Regions from separate parts of the Homo sapiens genome. Here all the other regions are linked to region 1. The links are chromatin loops, found by intact Hi-C in ENCODE. Cell type or tissue: heart left ventricle. All regions are shown on one strand.

Region 1 (4,000 bases):
TCCATGGCAATCCCTGATAAGCCGCAAGTGTTTCCGTGTCCTCTCCCGCATGGGTCTGTAACACACACAGACATGTGGTCCTAACATTTCACACGTCTTAGCTCGTGTAACCCTCACATCAGCCCCACGAGGTAGGTACTATTATGCCCATTTCATAGATGAGGCACCGGCCAGTTAAGTCACTGATGAAAGGTCACACGATTTTGATCCCCAGCTAACTCGCTCCAGAATGCACCATCTACACTATATACAGCTCCTCAAATGAACCTGTTGGCTCCAGAGGCACAAAACAGTAAAGCACACCCCATATCCTGAATGGGATCCCCCATTCTGCCTGAAAGGCAGCCCCCAAATTCACCCCCAAGTTCCCAATGATAACAGAACCAACCTGCAACCTGACACAAAAATGTAACCCCAGCACCACCCGCGACACCCAGGCTCACGGCTTTCTGGAATGGAATTCACAGGGGTCCCCTTTGAGACTGATACCATATGACATAAAAACCGGCTCCCCTGACCTTGGGGACACCTTGCACTTGACAATGCCAACCATGATAAATTCTTCGTTACGTTTAATTACTTTAAAAAGGACTTTCATAGCTAAGAGCCCAGCCAACCATCAGGACACCCTTCCGAGGGTGGTACGGTCAGAGGCCATTTGACAAGAGAGGAAACTGAGGCCCAGAAAGGTAAAATGACTACCTAAGGCCACACAGTGATTTACTGCAGAGCCAGTACCAGAACAGGGTCCCCAGATGCATAGCCCATCAGGCCACATCTCGCAAGACCTTAAGTGTGGGGCTCGCAGAAGGGTAGGGGAGTGGACAGTTAGACCTGAGTGGAGCTCGGGGCCACCCGTGTCTCACCCCGTCCCCCGATCCCCAGCCAGAGATGCTGGGGCCTGACCCATGGTCTCCCCAAGGATCAGATTTCCCCGAAATTCCCGAAGGAGCTGTGGGGACGAGTGGGCCCAGAAATGGCCCTCACATAGCGAGCGGCACAGCTGAGCTCCCCGGGGGCGAGGGGGGCGGGCGGAGCTGGAGACGCTGGCACAGCCCTCATAGGTACTCTGCCAGCAATTAGTGCTGGGGAAGGGTGCCAGCCTGGCAGAGCTCATTCCCCCACCCCTTCTTCTCATTTACACACGCGCACGATCACCCGCACACACACACACGCATACACACACGCTCACCCACCCAGAGACCATCAGCAAAGAGGCAGCGAGGCTTCCTTTTGGTAAATCTCATCAGCAAGGCACACGCAGGGCATGCAATTTGGCCATTACTGCTCTTAAACAACAGAAAAGCAGAATCCACCCGCCATTAACCCATCCCACTCTCCCTCCGGGCTTCCCACCGGCTCAGGCACCAGCCTTCACCTCTGACTCCCACACATCCCCTTTAAAAGCTCCCCAGAAGTTGCTTTCCAAAAGAAACACAGAGTTTGAAAAAATGTTTTTTTTTAAAACTATGATAAGTCCAACCTGAATTGTGCTATTCTCCATGCTGACATCTCTCCACAGAGCAAACTATCCAAGGTTCAAACATGACCTTGCCTAAGACCGTTGCTCAAACATCTTAGAATCCCAGAGAACGTTAGCTGGATACGGGGATGTTCTCATCCAGAACATCCCTTTATATGTGCCCAAGAGCTCTGCCATTAAGGGGATGTATCCATTACTGTGGATAGGGGAACCGGGAGAGCTGCCTTTGGCTTGGTGAGGGGCATCGCTACCTGAGCAGGTGGGGTTCCTCACAGAGCAACCTGAGTGCTAGCCCCGATCCACCTATGGGGTCCCCTGGGTGACAGTTTGACAGCACTCTCCTCTCCCAGTGCAGAGGCAGGCAGGTGGGAGTAGTGGTGGGGACCGATCTTGCCTCCTCCCTCCTGCCCCCCTGCCTCATCCTGGAGAATTGGAAAGAAGCCCACCAGAGCAGGGGGCCCTAGAGGGTCCTTAGACTGCATTTATAAGATCTGCGAAACCCCTCAAAGTATAAGCAACATTTATGCTTACGAGATTTTTTTTATTAAGAGGATTCTCAAAGGGGGCACATGGATTCAAAAGAAGGGAAGAAGCACAGCCCAGAGACTGCCCGCCGTCAAACCAAGGCTCAGCAGTGCCTCACACCCAGGTGGCCAAGGATGGAACAGGCGGAGACCACAGGCAGGACTCCAGTCGTCTTGGCAGCAAGTGTCCCTGACCGCTGCCTCCTCACCCGGGAGCTGCCCCGGCCTCATCCTTGCTTTGCCTGGAAGCTGGTCACTGGCAGGGCTGGCCCGGGAGCTGTGCCATGCCCTGGGCCAGCGCCCTCCCTCCTGTGTGCCAGGGCTTCCTGCCCAGCCAGCAGAGGCATCGCACAGAGGAGCCCACCAGTGGGGACAGAGGGGAAGCCAGCAGCCGCTGCCGCTCTGCAGAACCTCGCAGATCCTCTAAGCCACCTAGTGTCCAGAGCTGAGCTCTAGCCACCACTCTGTCCCTCCTGCTTCTCACAGTGGCCACTGCAGGGGAGCCCAAGGGGACAGTAAGGGGGAGCGTGGGGTGGGACAAGCCTCCTCTAACCCTACCCCCACCTGGGCCTTCTCCAGGGACTTGAGGCCAGGGGTCAGGAGCCAAGCTGTTTGGGGACATGGCGCCCAGGAGAAAGCAAATACCCTGTGGCCCCTGCCCACACCCCCCACCCAAGACAGGGCTGTTCCCATCACCCCTGCTCCTTGCTCCTAGCAAAGCCCCCTATCTTTGAGATCCCCTGGGTCATCTCAGACAACCCATCCCACCTGGGACATCTTGGGGTCCCCCCACCCCAGCCTCCAGGCCTCCTGCTGAGCCTCCCAAACCCTGGGCCTGCCACTTCCCCAGGGCCTCTGCCTGCCCCCCGCACCCCCTCCTCTGCTGGCTCTTTTCTCTGTGTCCTCAAGACTCCTCTCACCTTGAGAAGTGTTAGGATTACCCAGCATTTACACTCAATGCGCTTCCTTATTCCTTAAGACTTATTAAGAATGATAATGAGTTCCGAAGGAGCGACACGTCCCTGTCTCTCTCTCTCTCTCTCTATCCTCCTCTCTCTCTCTTTCTCTCTCTCTCTCCCCGCACCTTCACTCTCTTTCTCTACGTGTCTTTTCCACCAAAGACACATAGGACAAATCCAGACCAAAAGGGAAAAAATTTCCAACAATATGGAAGAAGGGCACTTGAGAATTTCTATTCAATAAACCCATCTCTCTTCTTCCTTCTCCCTGGTTGTCCTCAATTATTCCAAGTAAGAAAAAAAAACTCCCCCTTCCCTTCACACTGTCCAGGCCACCCCTCACTCTGCCGGACTTTGAACAGGGGGAACAGGAGAAGGGCCCAGCTTGCCTGCAAAACCTCGTTAACGTGCAGCTCTTAAACGCTTGATTAATTTTTGCAGAATTTACGACAGGCTTTAGCTTTTTTTCCCCAAGCTGTGGCCTCAGAGCCACAGCAACTTAACTTGGTGAACTCAAGGGGGCCCGAGGTGGGGGTGCCCCCCTCCCCCAGTGGCCTCCTGCTGCTGGCACACCAGGCAGCCCTGCAACCAAAGGGAGCCACGCAGATGCCACCGCCCAGGCAGAAGACAGACCCACTCGCAGAGCGGCGTGGCAGCCAGAGGAGAGATCACCAGGCAGCCAGAACCACGGCTGACTTCTGGCCATCTGGGACTTTTTAATTTCAAAATAAGAAAGCCAGTAGAAAGTGGACAGAGAAGAAACCAACACGGGGTGCTGGCAATGATGCTTCCAGCCTGCACCCTCCCAACCACGCCACGTATCCCGGGCACAGGGACCGGCCTTATCGGTCTGCCGGGCTGCCCTTCAGAGAAAGGGAAGAACAGATCCTAATGAAATTACGGTTTTTAAAATGTCTATAAATTAAATCTCTCTCCTCTCTCCGTGAATCTCCCCCTGAGCTCCCTCTCCTCTACCAGGCTTGTTTGCCTCTCTTCGGTTCCCTCTGCTCATGTCTGTTTTTCTGATATAGACA
Region 2 (4,000 bases), 74 kb before region 1:
GATGTGCTGTGTGATCACTGAGGGAGAGGACGAGGCAGAAAGGCTAGGATGGTTGCAGTGAAGGGACCTCCCCTTAGGACCCCCCCGCTCAAGTGCCTGTGATTCCGCACCCCCGCGGGCTGCCGTTCCCGGCACACACACAGCGCTTCTCCTGTGCGGATCCCAATACACACGGCCCAGCCAATCCATCTCTCCACCATGCTCCCCAGATAACTTTTGCTGCCGCTCAGCATCTTAGTGCAACAAGCGCCCCTCTGGATGGGTCTGAGTCGATGACTTCCCCACCCACAGGGCTCCAGGGCTTCCCAAGGTCGAGGAGCCCCACCTCGAAGGGAAAGCCTGGAATAACCAGGGAGCCAGGCTCGTGGGGCAGCCCCCTCAAGCTCCTGCCCCCGCCCTCCTGCCTGTTCCAGAATGCGTGTACATATATAAACCCCTGCCTTGGCCCAGGAACTGTCAGGAGATCAACAAACAAAAGCTGCTTCTTGACAGGGAGTCATTTATATTTTAGCTTCGTTCCATTATCCTAACGAATCCTTCATCAGCAGATGCAATATTAACAGCAGAAAATCAGCTCATTACATCCGGGGGGATTTCATCAAGACGGCAATCATGTGCCGCTCCCAAGCCTTCAAGAGGCCAGTGGGGCTGTTATTTATTTATTTTGTTACTTATTTATTTAATTTTTTGGGTTCTTTCCACATAATTGCACTGCATCTCAAATCTTTAATAAATAATTTGTAGGTCCTGAACTGCAGACAGCTTTGCTCTCTGCCATGAGAGCCTACATTAGCCAAAATATTTACTACAATTTAAGAGTCATTAGAGTCAGGAGGGATGTGAGGAGGGGTACCCTGTTCTTCCGGAAACAGCCTGGTTTGGGGCTGTGGCGCTTGGCCCTCACTATAGTCCTCTAACCCCCTCTCTGGTTCTAAGGCCAGCCATCCTGGACTGGAGGCTCCCGGAAGGCAGGCCTCCATCTGTTTCCCTCAGCTCTCTTCGTTTGGGTGAGGATTTCCTGGGAGCTCTTACAGAGAGACAAGGCCATCTCTAAGTCCCCTGCTGGGCTTCTCCAGGCTTGATGAGGACAGGTGGCTGATGGAAAGGACACACGTCGTGTGGGGACAGCCACCTCTCACATGCTTGAGCCAGAGAGCCCTGCCGGGTTGGCATTGCTGGCCGCCCCTGTGCCAGAAAACTCTGCAAGGGGAACCTTCTCTGTCTTCCAGCAGGCCCTGGCTCAGGAGCTCCACCACCGTCTGACCCATCCCTCTTGGCTTCCCAAGGTTACGCCTTCAACTTCAAAGGAGAAGAAAATTCAGTGGGTCCAGAGGCAGACTGTCCCATTTTACAGATAAGAAAATGAAGGTTAAGAAACAAGCTCTTGCCAGGCGTGGTGGCTCACACCTGTAATCCCAGCATTTTGGGAGGCTGAGGCAGGTGGATCACCTGAGGTCACGAGTTCGAGACCAGCCTGGCCAACATGGTGAAACCCCGTCTCTATGAAAAATACAAAAATTAGCCGGTGTGGTGGCACGCACCTGTAGTAGTCCCGCTACTGAGGAGGCTGAGGCAGGAGAATCGCTTGCACCTGGGAGGTGGAGGTTGCAGTGAGCCGAGATCGTGCCACTGCACTCCAGCCTGGGCAACAGAACAAGACTCCATCTCAAAGAAAGAAAGAAAGAAAGAAAGGGAAGAAAGGAAAGAAAGGAAAGAAAGAAAGAAACTTAAGCTCCCTGCCCGAGGCAGCACAGCTAGGATGAGGCACAGAACTGGAACTCAGACTCGGCAGTGGCTCTGCTGAGCCTCCACACCTTCCACTACGCCAGAGCCTTCCAACGACCGGCCCTCCCAGTGCTCCTGGCTCCGGCCCACGAGGCTGGAGTGGCCACTGGTGCTGACGGGCACCCCCCGCCACCACCACTGGGCTGGCCGTGCTTTCACAGGTTTTTCCCAGCGGGGGCTGGATTTCTGCCCAGCCAGGAATGTGCTCCCAGGATGTCAATTCTAATCTCCCCAGCGCTCTGACAGAATTAAGCTCCAGTTTGTCCGACAACATCCCAAAGTTTCAGAAATCCAGGGCAGACTCTCTAATCAGGCTGCAGGACAAAGGTCTGGCCTGACCCTGTCACTTCCATTTATTCCTCCTGTCTGTCTCCAGGCCTCGGCCTTTCTGCAGTTTCCTCCACCCTCTGCCCCTTCCCTGGCCAGCCCAACCCCCACCCTCTCCTCAGAGCTGCCTTGTCTCCACCCAGCCCAGCATTGGCCCTCCCCAAGCAGCCATGCCAGTCCTGTTGCTCCAGCATCCAAAGCCGAGGAATTCCTATGAGACCCACCTGCCGCCGCTCAGCCGCGGGCCTAACCTTGGTCCAGGTTCCCTTCCTTCCATTAGCTGACTTTAGGGAGCACACGGGCTCCACCTTTCCTCGGCTCCAGGGACTAGGTGTCCAGTTCAGAGTTACTCTCCGAGTCAGCCCACCCTGGCCTCCGGTTGGCCCAACTCTGGGCTCCGCATAACTGCCCCAGAAGCATCCTCTGGCCTCAGCAACCTCCATCCTGTTTGAGGGGTCGGCTTGTGGGCCTTGGCAAGCTTTGGCCTCTCGGCCATGTTTGGGGACAACTATGTGGGCAGAGACCTCTCTTCCTCAACCAACTCTGTGAGTCACCTCTTGGTGACTGTCTACGATGGTAGAAGCAGTCCTGTACCCGCGCTAGGCAGGATCTGCGGTGAGAACCCCAAGCCCTTGGCTCTGTTGGATCGTGCCATTAGGAAGGGACAAGGAGCCTGGGAGCAGCCGGGCAGAGAGAGGCAGCAGAGATGCCTCCTCCACTCCCCACAGCACCCAATCCTCTCCCCACAGCACCCAATCCACACCCCACAGCACCCAATCCGCCCCCCACAGCACCCAATCCACACCCCACAGCATCCAATCCGCACCTCACAGCACCCAATCCGCACCCCACAGCACCCAATCCGCTCCCCACAGCACCCAATCCGCACCCCACAGCACCCAATCCGCACCCCACAGCACCCAATCCGCTCCCTGCAGCACCCAATCCACACCCCAGAGCACCCAATCCGCTCCCCACAGCACCCAATCCGCTCCCCACAGCACCCAATCCACACCCCACAGCACCCAATCCACACCCACAGCACCCAATCCACACCCCACAGCATCCAATCCGCACCTACAGCACCCAATCCACTCCCCGCAGCACCCAATCCTCTCCCGGCAGCACCCAATCCACACCCCAGAGCACCCAATCCTCTCCCCACAGCACCCAATCCGCTTCCCACAGCACCCAATCCACACCCCACAGCACCCAATCCGCTCCCCACAGCACCCAATCCGCTCCCCACAGCACCCAATCCACACCCCACAGCACCCAATCCACAACCCACAGCACCCAATCCGCACCCCACAGCACCCAATCCGCACCCCACAGCACCCAATCCACACCCACAGCACCCAATCCACACCCCACAGCACCCAATCCGCTCCCCACAGCACCCAATCCACAACCCACAGCACCCAATCCGCTCTCCACAGCACCCAATCTGCTCCCCACAGCACCCAATCCACACTCACAGCACCCAATCCCCACCCCATAGCACCCAATCCCCACCCCACAGCACCCAATCCACACTCCACAGCACCCAATCCGCTCCCCATCCACATGGCTCTCGGGTAGACCCGGAGTGCTGATACCTGCCTCCATTTCCAGAGGAAGTCACATGCACAAGCCGGCTAGAAGAGGCACAGGCAGAGAGGCATGGATGGGGACCCCGGCTTAAATCTGGCTTGCTCACATCAAAAGATTCATGGGGAGCAGTGGGCAGAGGGAGACGTATGGACCATCTGGGGGGATACTGAGGGTGGCTGCACTTGAGCCCCTGTGCTGAGCGTAAAGCCAGACCCAAGGGAAGGGGCTCCCCAAGCGAGAGCAGCAGAACGAATGCCCCGGTGCAGAGAGTAAGAAGAGGAAGAACAGGCGGAAG
Region 3 (4,000 bases), 53 kb before region 1:
TGAGCTCAGAGGAACCAGTACAGTGTAGTCAGTACTGGGCAGCCTGGACTCTGGGGACACAGCTGGGTTGGAATCCTTCCCTGCTACTTCTTAGCTCTGGGATCCCCAGCCTTGGCCCCCTCTTCTATAAAATCAGAGGTGATATTGGCACCTGCCTCACAGGGCTGCTGAAGGAGAGTCCATGAAATAATGCAGCTAAAGGGCGTGGCACAGCACTTGGCACATACTAAGCAGTGAATAAATGTTAACTGTTACATTAATAACTAGCGAAAGTGCTAGTCTCACCCCTAACAGGTCCACCTGGCCAGGCCCCCAGGCCGACCCAACCAGGCAGAGCCACCAGCCCAGGAGGAGCGCTGGTACATCCCCAGCCCTGCTCTCTCAAAGTACAACAGCACACATGGGTGGGAGGGGACAACCCCAGGGCCTGCCCGAGCAGATGACAGGCAGAGGTGGCAGCCGCCCCCCTTCCTGAGCCTGTGGAGTACTGAGCACCACTCATGCTGATCTCAAGGAGTGTGTCTTCCAGCACCGAAACTCCAAGTCACCTGCCTGGGAAGAAGCAAGAAAAAAAAAAAAAAAAATCCCATGGCCGTGCCCTCCCTTGGAAAAAAAAAAAATTCTAGGAAACAAAATACAACGACATCTTTTTATTTTGTTTTTTTTCGGTAATTATACTAAAGATGAAAAACTCATAATAAACATCTCCCAGTCCCCACCTGCTAACAGTAATTATAATAGACTCAACAATAAATGGTAAAGCAGGGCAGAGCTGCATCTCGGGAATTCTCTAGGGCATGTGGATTAGCTCGGAAAGCCTGAATGATTAAAATACACTAATTAAAATTTTGTGTTCCTTGGTAACTCGTCTGCCTGGGCCCCTGGTGTTGGCAAAATGGGAATTAACGTGACAAAAGCAACACAGAGGGTTTTTGTTTTAAGTAAAGAAAAAAAGAGAGAGAGAAAGAGAGAGAGAGGGAGAAGGGAAGATCTATATAAACAAGTTAGACACCAGGAGAGAAGAAAGGCAATGTGGTTTTCTCTCTTTCTCTAACCGGAGCACCACAATGTTTGGGGGTGGAAGGTGTATGGCACAGTCCATGCCATTAAGGAGAGGGCCCTTTACACCTGCCCTGGGGTGCCACGGAGGATCTGAGGAGCATGCATCTAGGGGTCACTGTTTAAAAACAATTACTGGAGAGAAGAGGGTGGGAGAGAGAGAAGTGGGGGGCCACAAGGGCCCACCCAGTCCGGCTTTCCAGAGGCATCCCTTGAGGGCGGCCACATACTCTCAACTCCCCGCCCCATGACCAACGGGACCCTGGGAGGACGCAAGGGAGCTTCTACCCCATTGCAGTTGCACAAAAGAAATTGAACACTTTTGAGTTGCCCTTAGCAACCTAATTGCATCAGTACATTGCACACAGGAGCCAAAGTAACTGAATTTTGATGAAAAGACGGCGGTAATTTACGGCATCACAAAATTAGTTGTCATGGCGACGGGTTAATTACATCTCAAATTAACAATGCAAGTGTGGTGAAATTAAATATAAATCATATTTTCTGCATAAATTATAGGGGTTGATTAGACCGGGGCTCTGGGAGAGGGAAAGGTTGAGCCGCCACGGGCCCCAAGCTGCATTCTGAGCTGACGAGAGAGGCGCCTGCAAACGCAGGCGAGGCCCGGGAGCTCTGGGAGGGGACGGGGGACTGGCGGAGTCAGGCGCCAGGGCTGCCTCCCTCTGCTCCCGCTGCCACTTGCAGGCTCAGCCAGCTCCACGCAGCGCCAGGGCTGTCCCCAAAGTTTGGATCAAACTTTGCCTGGGGGAGGGGGTGTGCTGCAGGAAGGAGGGATGGCTGGTGCCTCTTAGCCAAGTGCCACGGACAGAAGTTTTGCCTTTACCCATCCCAAATGACTCTCCCGGTTTCTGTGCCCTGAGCTCTCAGAGAACCCACCACAGATGGCCAGCTGAACCCTCAGTTCCTTCGGTTAAATGAGGTCAAATGCTTTTCAAGTCACGGGCATCTGCCTACCAAGGGACAGGCCCAGTGTCATCTGACAGGCCATCAGTGCCTCGCTCTGGGCTGCACCAAGGGGACACTGGGAGTTGTAGGTAGTCAGGGAGCCCAGAGGCAGTGGCTTAGGATCAGGGGCAGCCCCAGGCACATCAGGTTGAAAATGTGCTTTTTCAGCCAGCTCTGGTCAAGTAGCTGCCCTGCGGACACCACTCTCTCCTACCCAGGGGCAGGGCAGTTTGACCTCCTTAAGACAGGGGGAGAATGCAGAGCATTAAAGGCAGAGGAAACCCCAAAGATCACTCTGTCCTGCAACAGACCACCCCAAGTCATGAACGATGTCCCAGTGGCCACACCCAACCCCACCCACCTGTTGCTGATGGGCGGTACTGGCAGCATTTCTGGGCCCTGCCACCCAGGACCACTGTGCCAAGTTCAGCTCAGTCTCCAGGAACCCCCAAGCCAGGCAGCTTCACCAGAATGCCCAACTGATGGACGCTTCAGAATCGCACCTGCCTCCCTCACACTCCTGGTCCCCATCACTCAGGTCCTAGAGAACACACACGTAACTCTGGGCTCACGGTCAGCATCTGCCACCTGGACAAAGGGATCAGCAGGCAACGAGACGGGAGCTCCAGACCTTAGTGAGCAGCATGGCACTGAGAACCCCGAACCCGGGGAGTCCTCAGGCCCCTCCCTGGGATGTTCTGATCCCGTGAGTCTGGATGGAGCCGGGCTTGTTGTTTTTAACCTGCTCCACCCGGGATTCTGATTTGGGCAGTCCCAGACCCACACTTAAGAAACGCTGGCAACACTGCTACTAATCCCATTTTGCAGATGAGTACATGGAGTCCAGCAAAGCGTGATCACTCCCCAAAACACACAGGGCAGAGCGGAGATTCAAACCCAACTCTGAGTTCTCATTCATCACCTACGAGGCCCCTCTCTCAAGGATGTGTCGGGCACCATGCCAGGCCACGTGGGAAATAAGGACGAGTGAACCACCAGCTTGTCCTTGAGGAGTACACGGTCTAGTAGCGGACACAGGGCCAGTTAGACAGCCACAGCCCCACGTGTCCAATCCATCACTGAAGGACAGGGACGTGGGAGGAACTATGGGGACAAGGGGAAGGCAGGGACTGGCACGCCTGGGTGGGAGGTGCCCGGGCCTGCAGGTGCTCCTGGGGCCGTGGGCTGGGCTGAGTGCCCACTGGAGCTGTGCCACACTTCACCTGGCCCAGGTGGGAGGAATTTCCTGAAAGGCTTCTGCAGAGAGGGGGAGAAGGAAGGAAGAGAAGGCCCTTGGCAGTCCCCTGACCACGGATGTACATGTGCAGTTCATGAATATTTCAGTGGCCATTTATTTATCCCTGCTCCATCCAGCTGCTGGGGCCACAGACCAAGGTGGATAAATATAGCCACTGGGCGATCAATGAGGCATCCGCTCCCCACCCAGCCACATCCATTAGGCCCCTCGTTCCCACAACCTGCTGGCTGGGCACCTTGTCCTGCTCAATTGGTTTCCGATTTTCATTAGCGGTGGAGGCACAGCCCCGCTCCAACCCTGGGCGTCCCCCTCACCCTCGTGGGCCCTCCCCTCTCAGGCTGGGCATGGAGCCCAGGGCTGCCGTCAGCCTGGAGGGGCCTTCAGAAGTCCCAGCCCACCGGAGCGGTGAAGTGAGAGAGGACACAGAACTCAAGGACCAGACCTCACGTCCTGGCTGCCCCGCTGGAGGGCAGAGAAGTGGGTGGGGTTTCCCTAGGACTCCAGCCACCCACACGTGACCCACCAGCGAGCACAATCTAGACACAGAAAGCTGGGCTGTTGTTTGCATACCCTGAGATATCTGGGGGACCTCCCAGACCTGGAAGAAGGGTGCCCAAGGGAGTTACATGGCTGTAAGGGTTGGGGTCTGTGGGCTGCCACGGGGGACCCTCAGCTCCATTAGCCTCTCCTACTGCCTGCAGCTACAAGATCAGCACA

The links. Peaks named below come from ENCODE experiments on the same cell type or tissue, not always from the same donor. Only the 100,000 strongest peaks of a DNase experiment are listed, where the experiment ranks them.
Region 2: it touches region 1 in a loop (2.0-fold over the local background); 7 of 110 quality-filtered maps call a loop at or near these places.
Region 3: it touches region 1 in a loop (2.0-fold over the local background); 19 of 110 quality-filtered maps call a loop at or near these places.

The regions. Positions count from the first base shown.
Region 1 is chr1:10,786,493-10,790,492 of GRCh38, forward strand. All of the region lies in intron 1 of CASZ1 (castor zinc finger 1), which reads right to left. Among named protein-coding and RNA genes, the nearest start is that of CASZ1, 8.2 kb to the right of the region's middle. In heart left ventricle, a CTCF peak has its summit at 2,435; a DNase peak (open chromatin) is centred at 2,269; H3K4me3 peaks cover 320 bases; H3K27ac peaks cover 1,088 bases; H3K27me3 peaks cover 299 bases.
Region 2 is chr1:10,712,640-10,716,639 of GRCh38, forward strand. The region is part of intron 2 of CASZ1 (castor zinc finger 1); the gene reads right to left. Among named protein-coding and RNA genes, the nearest start is that of CASZ1, 82 kb to the right of the region's middle. RefSeq lists an enhancer at 1-201. In heart left ventricle, no CTCF peak of the experiment used is centred here; a DNase peak (open chromatin) is centred at 1,887; H3K27ac peaks cover 1,995 bases.
Region 3 is chr1:10,733,712-10,737,711 of GRCh38, forward strand. The region is part of intron 2 of CASZ1 (castor zinc finger 1); the gene reads right to left. Among named protein-coding and RNA genes, the nearest start is that of CASZ1, 61 kb to the right of the region's middle. RefSeq lists a silencer at 347-396 and enhancers at 1,110-1,612, 1,338-4,000. In heart left ventricle, no CTCF peak of the experiment used is centred here; DNase peaks (open chromatin) are centred at 1,736 and 3,660; H3K4me3 peaks cover 241 bases; H3K27ac peaks cover 2,072 bases.